Linked DNA regions of Homo sapiens: regions 1 and 3 are each linked to region 2. Evidence: chromatin contacts called from ENCODE Hi-C or POLR2A ChIA-PET data. All regions are on one chromosome and are shown on one strand. Each heading gives the region's core, a stretch centred on a gene start or an enhancer-like site at or near the end of the contact. The rest is flanking DNA. Distances are from core to core; before and after follow the strand shown.

Evidence for each region. Hi-C counts contacts between places; a loop is a spot of excess contacts on that map. ChIA-PET counts read pairs that join two places held with the same protein, here RNA polymerase II (POLR2A). Pooled maps may share reads with other maps.
Region 1: a pooled map shows a loop between it and region 2 (2.6-fold over the local background). The contact joins the enhancer-like site here to the promoter of ZBED4 in region 2. A Hi-C loop is called at or near these places in 1 of 50 pooled maps. POLR2A ChIA-PET finds 5 or more read pairs at or near these places in 2 of 52 experiments (Panc1 and activated CD4-positive, alpha-beta T cell).
Region 3: a pooled map shows a loop between it and region 2 (2.2-fold over the local background). The contact joins the promoter of TTLL8 here to the promoter of ZBED4 in region 2. A Hi-C loop is called at or near these places in 1 of 50 pooled maps. POLR2A ChIA-PET finds 5 or more read pairs at or near these places in 4 of 52 experiments (CD8-positive, alpha-beta memory T cell, PC-9, T-cell and 1 more).

Annotation. Positions count from the first base shown.
Region 1 is chr22:49,722,699-49,725,876 of GRCh38, forward strand. LOC124905146 (a long non-coding RNA gene) reads right to left here. Exons shown (of 2, transcript XR_007068152.1): 1 at 813-3,178. Among named protein-coding and RNA genes, the nearest start is that of MIR3667HG, 67 kb to the left of the region's middle. RefSeq lists enhancers at 1,188-1,918, 1,919-2,649. Within about 2 kb of position 1,518, at least 4 of the 41 ENCODE cell types and tissues checked have a DNase peak (open chromatin) inside an H3K27ac peak, as active enhancers do.
Region 2 is chr22:49,852,552-49,855,708 of GRCh38, forward strand. ZBED4 (zinc finger BED-type containing 4) reads left to right here and starts at 1,293. Exons shown (of 2, transcript NM_014838.3): 1 at 1,293-1,438. LOC105377205 (a long non-coding RNA gene) reads right to left here and starts at 961. Exons shown (of 5, transcript NR_188597.1): 1 at 1-961. It overlaps LOC124905147 (a long non-coding RNA gene), which reads right to left. Exons shown (of 2, transcript XR_007068156.1): 2 at 1,951-2,735. RefSeq lists silencers at 641-730, 751-1,480, 1,651-1,940.
Region 3 is chr22:50,056,799-50,059,768 of GRCh38, forward strand. TTLL8 (tubulin tyrosine ligase like 8) reads right to left here and starts at 1,500. Exons shown (of 14, transcript NM_001350317.3): 1 at 1,356-1,500; 2 at 71-175. The coding sequence starts at 137. MLC1 (modulator of VRAC current 1) reads right to left here. Exons shown (of 12, transcript NM_015166.4): 12 at 2,593-2,970.

The DNA of each region.
Region 1 (3,178 bases), core at 268-2,767, 130 kb before region 2:
TGACACTGGTCCTCTAGCCACATGTGAGCTTCTAACTTAAATTATGTTTTGTTTTTAATATTTTGGCCATGCGCAGTGACTCATACCTGTAATCCCAATGCTTTGGGAGGCTGAGGCAGGAGAATCATTGAGCCCAGGAGTTTGAGGCCAACCTGGGCAACACAGTGTGACCCCATCTGTACAAAAAAAAGTAAGGGGCAGGTGTGGTGGCTCACACCTGTAATCCCAGCACTTTGGAAGGCCAAGGCAGGCAGATCACCTGAGGTCGGGAGTTCGAGACCAGCCTGACCAACACGGAAAACCCAGTCTCTACTAAAAATACAAAATTAGCCGCACGTGGTGGTGCATGCCTGTAGTCCCAGCTACTCAGTAGGCTGAAGAAGGAGAATTGCTTGAACCTGGGATGTGGAGGTTGTGGTGAGCCGAGATCGTGCCATTGCATTCCAGCCTGAACAACAAGGTGAAACTCCATCTCAAAAAAAAAAAAAAGAAAAGAAAAAACTAACCAGGTGTGGTGGCATGCACCTGTGGTTCCAGCTGTTCAGGAAGCTGAGGCAGGAGAATCACTTAACTCCAGGAGGTGGAGGCTGCAGTGAGCCGTGGTCACACCACTGCATTCCAGCCTGGGCAACAGAGTGAGACCCTGTCTCAAAAATAAATACATAATAAACAATTTCTACTATGTTCTTTGTCTAGCCAGTTGTTCTTGTTCCTAATACTCTGTTCTTGTTTTATGAATGATATCTGTCTTCATCTCTCTGAAGATTGAATTTTGAATGGACTCACTGTGAAGTTCTGACTACTTTGATTACCTCTGGTTTCTCAGCTGTGACTCCTCCTGTTTATTGAGGCGGCAGCCTCTTTTCAGAGCGGGACGTCTTTGGGTGTTCGGTGATCCTGGCTCCTGGGGGTTTCTCTCCCGCAGGTGTCCAGGCTTGAAGCGGCCTCCGTCTGCAGCACTTTCGCTGCCCTGCTCTTGCCCTTCAGGTTGGATGTCAGTGCCTTGAGTTACAAACCTGTGTCGGGGGCTCCATCTGTCACCACAGCCGGACACAGTGCCCCACACCTGTGCTCCCCAGTACTCATGGGGCTGACAAAGGAGGATGGTTCGAGCCCAGGAGTTGGAAGCTGTAGCACACGGTGACTGTGTCTGTGAAGAGCCACTGCCCTCCAGCCTGGGCAACACCGCGAGACCCTGTCACTAAAAAATAAATATGTATATGTATATATATATATATAGCCACAGCTGGGTAATGCAGTGGGTTGAATAGTTTCCAAAATGTTCATCCAGAACCTCAGACTGTGACTGTAGCTGGACATAGATTCTTGGCAGATATGAGTGATTAAGTTTAGATGAGGTCACACAGGAGCAGGGTAGGCCCTCAGTCCTATGACTCGTGTCCATATAGGAAGCGGAGGGGACACAGAAAGGAAACAGGTGCCCGGGAAGATGGCCTTGTGCAGACAGATGCAGAGACCGGAGCGATGCAGCGGCTGCTGAGGACACCTGGGGACACCGGGGCGGGAAGCCGGAAGAGGCAGGAAGCCGGAAGAGGCAGGAAGCCGGAAGAGGAGGCAGGAAGGAGCTTCTCCCGGAAACCGCAGGGAAGGCGGCCCTGCCCACACCCTGAAGTCAGACTCCCGGCCTCCAGAATGGAGGACAACACGTTTCTGTTGTTTTAAGCCCCGCAGTACTGGGGTCTTTGTTCCGGCAGCCCTGGGGCACCCCGTGGACACCCTGCCTGAGGGCGCTGCCCCGTCCCCGGTGCCCAGGCGTTTGCCCCGTGCGTCCTGTCCTGAAGCATCATGGCCGGGTCACTGTGGCAACGCCGTTGGTCACTGTCCCCACAGAGCAGCTTCTGCAACACGCATGTCGTCAGGCGCCGCAACCTCGGGACCCCGGTGACCAGGAAAAAGGAGACTTGGACATAAACAGAACCAGCATTTTCCAGAGGAACTCCAGAACAGAAAAACATGCAGGGCATTTTGGAGAAGGAGAAGCGGGAGTTGAGACCGTCAGAAATGACGGGAGTCCGTGCCCTGCACCTGCCGACCGCCGGCCCCGTTCCAGGGCGAAACCGCGGTCTCTCCCTCTCCACGGGAGCCAGGAGCCCGCCCGGTGTTCCCCACCTCGCAGCGGGGAGGGAGGGTGGCCTCCCAAGTCGCACGCGGGACCCGGGCATGGGTGGCCCTGCTCCATACAGCCCCGGCCACCCCACCCCTGGCCGGTCCCACAGCCTCACACCAGCCGCTCCAGCCATAGCCACGGACGGCTGAGTCCGGCCCCGATGCTCATCCCTGGAGCTCGTGCTCCCTCCTCTGGACTCCCCGAGAACTGTGCCCGGACCGCGCGCAGCCGAGCGTCTCCCTGCACAGCGGCACTCGGCGCTGTCTGCAGAATGAGCCGGTGTGCAGAGACACGCGGGCCGGCCAGCCCCTGAGAATCGCCCGGGAGCCCGGCCGGGTGGTCCCCGCGCCTCCCTGGTCTGTCCCAGTCAAAGGTCCTGATTTATCGGGGGATTTTGTGGGACTGGAAACCGCCTGGCTGAGGGAGGGTCGGGAGGATTTCACTCCACTGTCTGAGGACTGGCTGCTGATGGCTTTGATGCCTCCCCTCTCCCTCCTCCCTGGGCCCCACACCGGCCAGGCCTCACTTTAGTGCCTGTAGAAGATTCGAAGCACAGAAGCCCCTGGCATCCCGGGGAACCCCCGCCCCGGCCCCACCCCAATCACGATAAACCCTGGCCTTTGGACCAGCTCGGATGGGGCGCGGCGGGGGGCTCCTGCTCCCCTGGAAACCTCAGTGGTGTAAGGGATGGGACGTTCTCACCCTCCTGGTGTGTGTGTGGCATCTTCAGTCTTGACATCTGAATCGAACATTGGGCAGGGGTCTCTCCTGTCCTTGCAAGGTGACCGTCACTGGGATGCCCCGTCTCCAGCTGAGCAACAGCACTGTGTGTCCCAGACCTGAACAGCGAGTGGAGACAGTGCCGCTGTGCCACCGCAGGGCACCTCCCGCTGCCTTGGCCACCCAGGCCCTCCTGGGAGGGATCCAAACCACTGACCAGAAATAACACCTGAAAACCGGAACCCGGGTCCTGGGGTCACACGCAGCCGAAGGGATGGGCTGGGTGCACGAAGGACGGGCACGGCAGAGCTCGGCTGTGAGGGTGTCATC
Region 2 (3,157 bases), core at 43-2,542:
CAGTGGCGCGATCTCGGCTCACTGCAACCTCTGCCTCCCGGGTTCAAGCGATTCTTCTGCCTCAGTCTCCCGAGTATCTGGGATTACAGGAGCCCACCACCACGTCTGGCTAATTTTTTATTTTTTTTCAGTAGAGACGGGGTTTCTCCATGTTGGCCAGGCTGGTCTCGAACTCCTGATCTCAGGTGATCCACCCGCCTCGGCCTCCCAAAGTGCAGGGATTACAGGCGTGAGCCACCGTGCCCGGCCGATATTTGAATGTCATATACTTTTCATATATGCTAAAATACTGTTTTAATTCTCCCCCAACCTCTTAAAAACGAGAAAAGCATTCTTAGCTCAGGCACCATAGAAAACCCGGCTGCAGGCTGGACGTGGACTTTGGAACAGTCGGCGTGCGGGTGAAGGGGCACAGCCGCGGGGCAGGGGCGGGCTCCGGGCAGAGGCGGCCGTGATAACTCCACGCTCCCGCTCCAGCCGGTGACCGCCACGCGGGCTCCTCTCACTCTCACACTCAGGCCGAGAAAATGCCGAAAGCCGTGTCACCAACGGGGGACCTCGGGGCCACATTCAGCATGCAGAGTTTATTTGGTCTGCTCAAACATTTGTGTTAGGAAATAACACATTAAAAGTGCACATTTCCTTCAGACCCTGAGAAGCGGGCGAGTCCCGTGCGCTCCGCACCGCCAGCCCCGGCCCCGCGCTCGCCCAGAGGGCCGCCCTCCTCCCGCCGACCCGGCTTGGGGCTTAGGCGTTAATCCCGTCCCCCGGGGGGGCCGCGCGGGGAGCCCCGATCGCCTTAGGGTCAACGGCTTAGGTCCCAGCCCACGAGGCCTGACCGCACCGCACTGAGCGGCCTCTGCGCCAGGTAAGGGGGTTCGGGGCGGGACCGGGAACCGCGCTGCTAGCCGTCCCGGAAACCCGCGGTGGGCCGTTGGGTGCGCGCCGAGCCGCTGCCAACTGCCAAGCCACGGGACGAAACCAAGGCGCCCGCGCCCCGCCCAGCCAGAGCGCCTAAGCCCTTCCCGTCGCCCGCCAGCGCCGGAGCGCCCACTGCGCCTGCGTAGTTTGCCCTCCTGGACCCGGGGGCGGAGCCGAAGCGCGCATTGCGCCTGCGTCTTCCGCCCGACCCCGCCCCAGCGGCCGGGCCTCCGGCGCTCCGTCCTCCCGCCCGGCCAGGGACGAGGCGGGGCGGGTACGCGGACACTGCGCCTGCGAGAGTAGGCCCCGCCCCCGATCGGCCCCGCCCCCGGCCAGCCCCGCCCCGCGCCGCGCGGGGCCCTGGGAGGGGCGCAGCGTCCGGCGGCGTCGCGGGCGGCGGGCGGCGGGGCCGCGGGAGGGGCGCGGGGGCAGACAAAGCCGCGGTAATGAATGGAGCGTCCGCCCGCGCCGCCGTCGTCCGCAGCCGGCCGGGAGCCGCCCCAGAGGCCGGGCCGAGGTGAGTGCGCGGGCGCCGCCGCCCCGCCGCCTGCCGCGAGCCCCGTCCCCCGCGGACCGCGCCGGGGCCGGGCCGGGCCGCGCCATTGTCTGCGCCGCGCCGGGGCCAGGGCCGGGGCCAGGCGGGCGGGGGCGCGGTTCCGTGGCCTCGGGGTCCCCGCCCGGCGCCGCCCCGGACCCGCCCCCGCGCGGACCCCGGCCCTGACAGCTGGCGCGGGGGCGGCGCCGACTGAGCGGCCGAGTGCCGGGGGTCGGCGCCCGGCCTGGCCCACGTGCCCGCGCCGTTGCTTCCGGGCGGACGGGACGGGGCTCGGGCTCGGGGCGCCGCCCGGGTCCGCCGGGAGCGCGCTGTCCCGGCCACGTCGAGTTAACCCCGCGAGCCCCGTCCCTGGGACTTCTCTGGACGTGTCATTCCCGTCCCACCTCCAGGAAGGGCCACCTGGGCCCTGCTTCATGTCTCAGCCCAGACGGGTCCTTGCGACGCGCCCCGAGGCAGGTTATTGTACGTGGTTCTGGGGATGACCGTTCACATTTAATGAATAAAAATGTAACTTGCCTTGCGAACCATAATTTCAAATGTTTTTCGACTGCAGTGGTTTTCCTACACCCAAATGAGCTCGCAGTCAGTTTTGTTTCTTCTTTTGTCCCGTTGTGTGGCCCACACCGCCTTCGTTGCTAAGAGAATCGCAGCCCCTCGGGCTCCCTTCTGCGCCTTTCTATTCCGGGTGGCCCTGGTAGACCCGGGCACCTCTGTGGAAACACGTCCCGGCCAAGCTGAGCCGTCAGAAGCTTCTGTTGGTGTTCTCGTGTTGGTCGAAAGGGAAGTTATTTATTTTGAAGTTAACTCTGATCAGATTACGTTTTTAGAAATCCATTCAGACCTCATAGTGAGGCCAGTTTGGTAAAGCAAGGGCATCCTGCGACTTTTTACACAGAAATGTTTTTTATTTTTTCTGTGTATGTCATTCATAGTGACAAAATTGAGGCTAGGAAGGATTTGGTTGGGATTTTTTTTTAAGTGCTATGAATAAGCCACATTTTGATTATGAATTAATTGCAATTACTAAACAAAGTTACTTTGCAAGAGGAAAGTTTACAGGAGTTTGATTCCATACTCCGAGGGTTTCCAATGGGACGTCCGTACAAGGCTGCACACTTCCCGTAGTCCTTAAACGGATTATATCTGCTTGTCATGATTGGCTTTTTTTCAAGAAAAGATCTAGCACAAGTTAAGAGAGATTCTGTGAATCTTGAAAAAGCTTCAGAGGCCCGGTCTTTGAGGTGAGGACACAGTTAATCTATATGGAAAGAAACCTAAGACTTTTAGTCCACTTGACAGGTGGTTACAGGGTCTCCCCCAACACACACTCTTGTCCAGGTAATTCCTGAATAAGGTGGTTGATGTTGTTGGATGTAAAACCTCTGCTCTTTAAGGTTACCTCCTCCCCAACCCCCTCCACACACACAGTGAGTAACTCAGCTGTGCAAAGTATGTCCATAACACCTTGCAGAAAGACTAAAAAAATTACTAGGGGAGCGGACTGACTTCTGTGTGTGTGCAGAGGAGCTGAGAAGCAGCTTCTTTAGCGAAAGGTGTGTGTGTGTGTGTGTCTCAGATCCTTGGTGAGGAGCCCTGGGGAGTGGACTCCTGGCGGCATGAGGAGCAGGAAGTGACCGTGGTCAGTGCCGTCCTTCACTTTGTTTTGCGTTTTTTTCTTTG
Region 3 (2,970 bases), core at 250-2,749, 200 kb after region 2:
GCCAGCACTGCCTCTGAGCCCGGGCCACTCTGGGCGAGTGGCTGGCACACAGGCAATACACGATACCCACTATTTTCTTCTCTCCCGTCTCCATCTGAAGAAGAAGCCAACGATAGCCCCTTCCTCTCTGGTTCCATACTGGCCTCCGACAGCTTGCCCTTTGCTCCTCTGACCCCTAGAGGAGAGGGTGTGGTGGTTACAGGAAACTGGGAGGGTGTGGGGGGCTCTGGGGATGGAGAGGGTTCTGAGGCCCAAGCTGAGGGTCAGGTCTGGGGTTGGGGATCAGCTCTGGGGTTGGGATCAGGTCTGGGTTGGGGGATGAGGTCTGGAGTTGGGAGGTCAGGTCTGAGTTGGGGTCAGGTCTGGGGATGGGAGTCAGGTCTGGGGTTGGGGGTCAGGTCTGGATTAGGGGTCAGCTCTGGGGTTGGGGATCAGGTCTGGGTTGAGGGATCAGTTCTAGGTTGGGGTCAGGTCTGGGCTTGGGGGTCAGGTCTGGGTTTGGGGGTCAGGACTGGGTTTGGTGTCAGGTCTGGGTTGTGAGTCAGGTCTGGGTTGTGAGTCAGGTCTGGGTTGGGGGATCAGGTCTGGGTTGGGGTCAGGTCTGGGTTGGGCGGGAGGTCTGGGTTGGGGGTCAGGTCTGGGTTGGGGGTCAGGTCTGGGTTGGGGGATCAGGTCTGGATTGTGGGTCAGGTCTGGGTTGGGGTCAGGTCTGGGTTGGGGGGTCAGGTCTGGGTTGAGCGGGAGGTCTGGGTTGGGGGTCAGGTCTGGGTTGGGGTCAGGTCTGGGTTGAGGGTCAGGTTTGGGTTGAGCGGGAGGTCTGGGTTGGGGGTCAGGTCTGGGTTGGGGTCAGGTCTGGGTTGGGAGATCAGGTCTGGGTTTTTGGGGTCAGGTCTGGGTCGGGGTCAGGTCTGGGTTGGGGGTCAGGTCTGGGTTGTGGGCATCAGGTCTCAATTGGGGATCAGGTCTAGGTCGAGGGGGAGGTCTGGGTTGGGGGTGCAGGTCTAGGTTAATGAGGAGAGGTATGGGGTTCTGAAGGCAGAGGGGAGTGGACAGCTGTGGAGTTCCCAGAAGATGGGGGAAGGTGGGGAGAACAGCTCTGGGCTTTCGAGGGCGGGCGAGTGGGTAGAGTTGGGCAGGTTTAGTGGGGGAGTTCTGTGGTTCCGAGCTAGGCGGGTCTGGGATTCCTAGGGTAAGGGGTCTAGAATTTGGAGGCCCGGGGCGGGGAGGGGGTAGGCCTGGGTTTCCGGGTGTGGGAGGCGGGTCTGGGGTTCCGAAGGCAGATGGGGAGGAGGGGTCCTGTCCGGGATCGGAAGCGCGGACGGGCCTGGGGTTCCGCGGTCGGGGGTCGTGCTCACCGGGGACCGGGTCAGTGGCTCGCGCTGCGCCGCCCGGCTTCCTGGGGTTGCCTGGGACAACGTGCTGGGGCGGCCACGCGCATTGTGCACCCCCGGTGCGGCGGCTGCTGGGCCCGTGGCCTCGGGCTGTGCAGCGGCGGCGGCCCCGGGGCGTGGGGCTGCGCGGGCGGCGGGGGGCGCGGGGGCGCGGGGAGCTGCGGCGTGCGGGGGGCGCGGGCCCCGACGGGCAGCAGTCATCAGCGCTTGGGCTGGGCCCGGGTTGGGGTCCGGGTCCCGGGCTGCTGTCGGAGCAGGCGCGGCTGCGGGGTCGGCGGCGCGGGACGGTGCGCGCCATGGTGTCCGCCGGGGGAGGGCCCGAGTGTAGCCCCGGGTCACGCGCTGCGGCCCCGCGCCCCCCTGTGGAGGTCACACTCCATCCCCCACCAGGTCACAAAGACCCGCGGGTCACATCCTGCCCCTCCCCCTCGGGCCCCCCAGGCCCGCCAGGCCTTCTCGCCCTCCCCGGGGCCCTCATGCCGCCCTCTGTCCCTGGGCCCTTCCCCGACGCGAGGCTGGAGCGGCGGGGTGAGGAGGCCGCGGGCGCTGGGCTCCTCCCGGGCTGCGCGCTGCGGGTCCTGGCGGATGGGGGCGACGGGGTGACCGTATCAGCGCCCCCCGTCCTGCGGCGGAACTTGGGAGGGCCTTGGTATCCGCAGAACCACTCGTGGGGTCCCACGCCGCTGCCCCCCGGGGGGTTCTGAGCCCACCCAGGTCCACACGGCCCCTGTCGTTTCCCCCCGCACCCCGCGGATCACCCCGCCAGGGCAGCTCGTGTCTGATCTGGCATCTCGGAGTGGGGGTAGGAAAGACACACCTGCCCCACCAGGACCCTCACTCCTGGCAACTTTCCAAAGCCTAGATGTCTTCATTTGGTTTTAAATCAACTTTATTTTGCATTTAACTTCCCAAGACACCCCAAAAGGGAGGTTCTGCCCCGACTCTGAAGGGGCTGGTGGGGGACTTGAAGGGGGGGAGTGGGAGCGTCCCCTGGCGGGGGTGGTTCCCTTCCAGCTCCCTCCCTCTTCCCCGGGGAATGCCACTGGGCTCTCACCAGACCCCAGTACTGGCCTCTAGGGGTTACACAAATCAGTGAGTGAAAAGCTGGCCCTCCCTCCACCCGCCCCTCCTCCCTGTGTCCCGATGTTTTTAGACCTGAGTGAGCTGACGCTGCTGAGACACAATATTAAATAGCCACAGCCACGTCTGCAAGTCAGCGTTTATTGCTCAAGCGTATTAAACAAAAATGTAGACTGAAAGAGACAGTTCTTTTAAACCCCATTTTTCCGGATTTTTTAAGCGCTCTAAAATAAGAAAATAAGAAAGTGCAAGCCAGCAAAAACGCTCCAAGTGCCTAATTCTGACTCTGAAACTTGAGCTCTCTGGTCTGCCCCCAAGAAGACATCAGCCCGCCCCGGGTCGTCCCTGTGGCTCCCACCCCATTCCCAGGAGCAGACCCCGCCAGCCTCAAAGCTGCAGGGAGGTGGGGGTGGCCTGCAGACAGGGTGGGGTCTGCATCCGGTACCAGTGACAGCAGCCTCTCCTCTCCCACGGTGGCGCTTGTTTGGGGCTGTGGCCA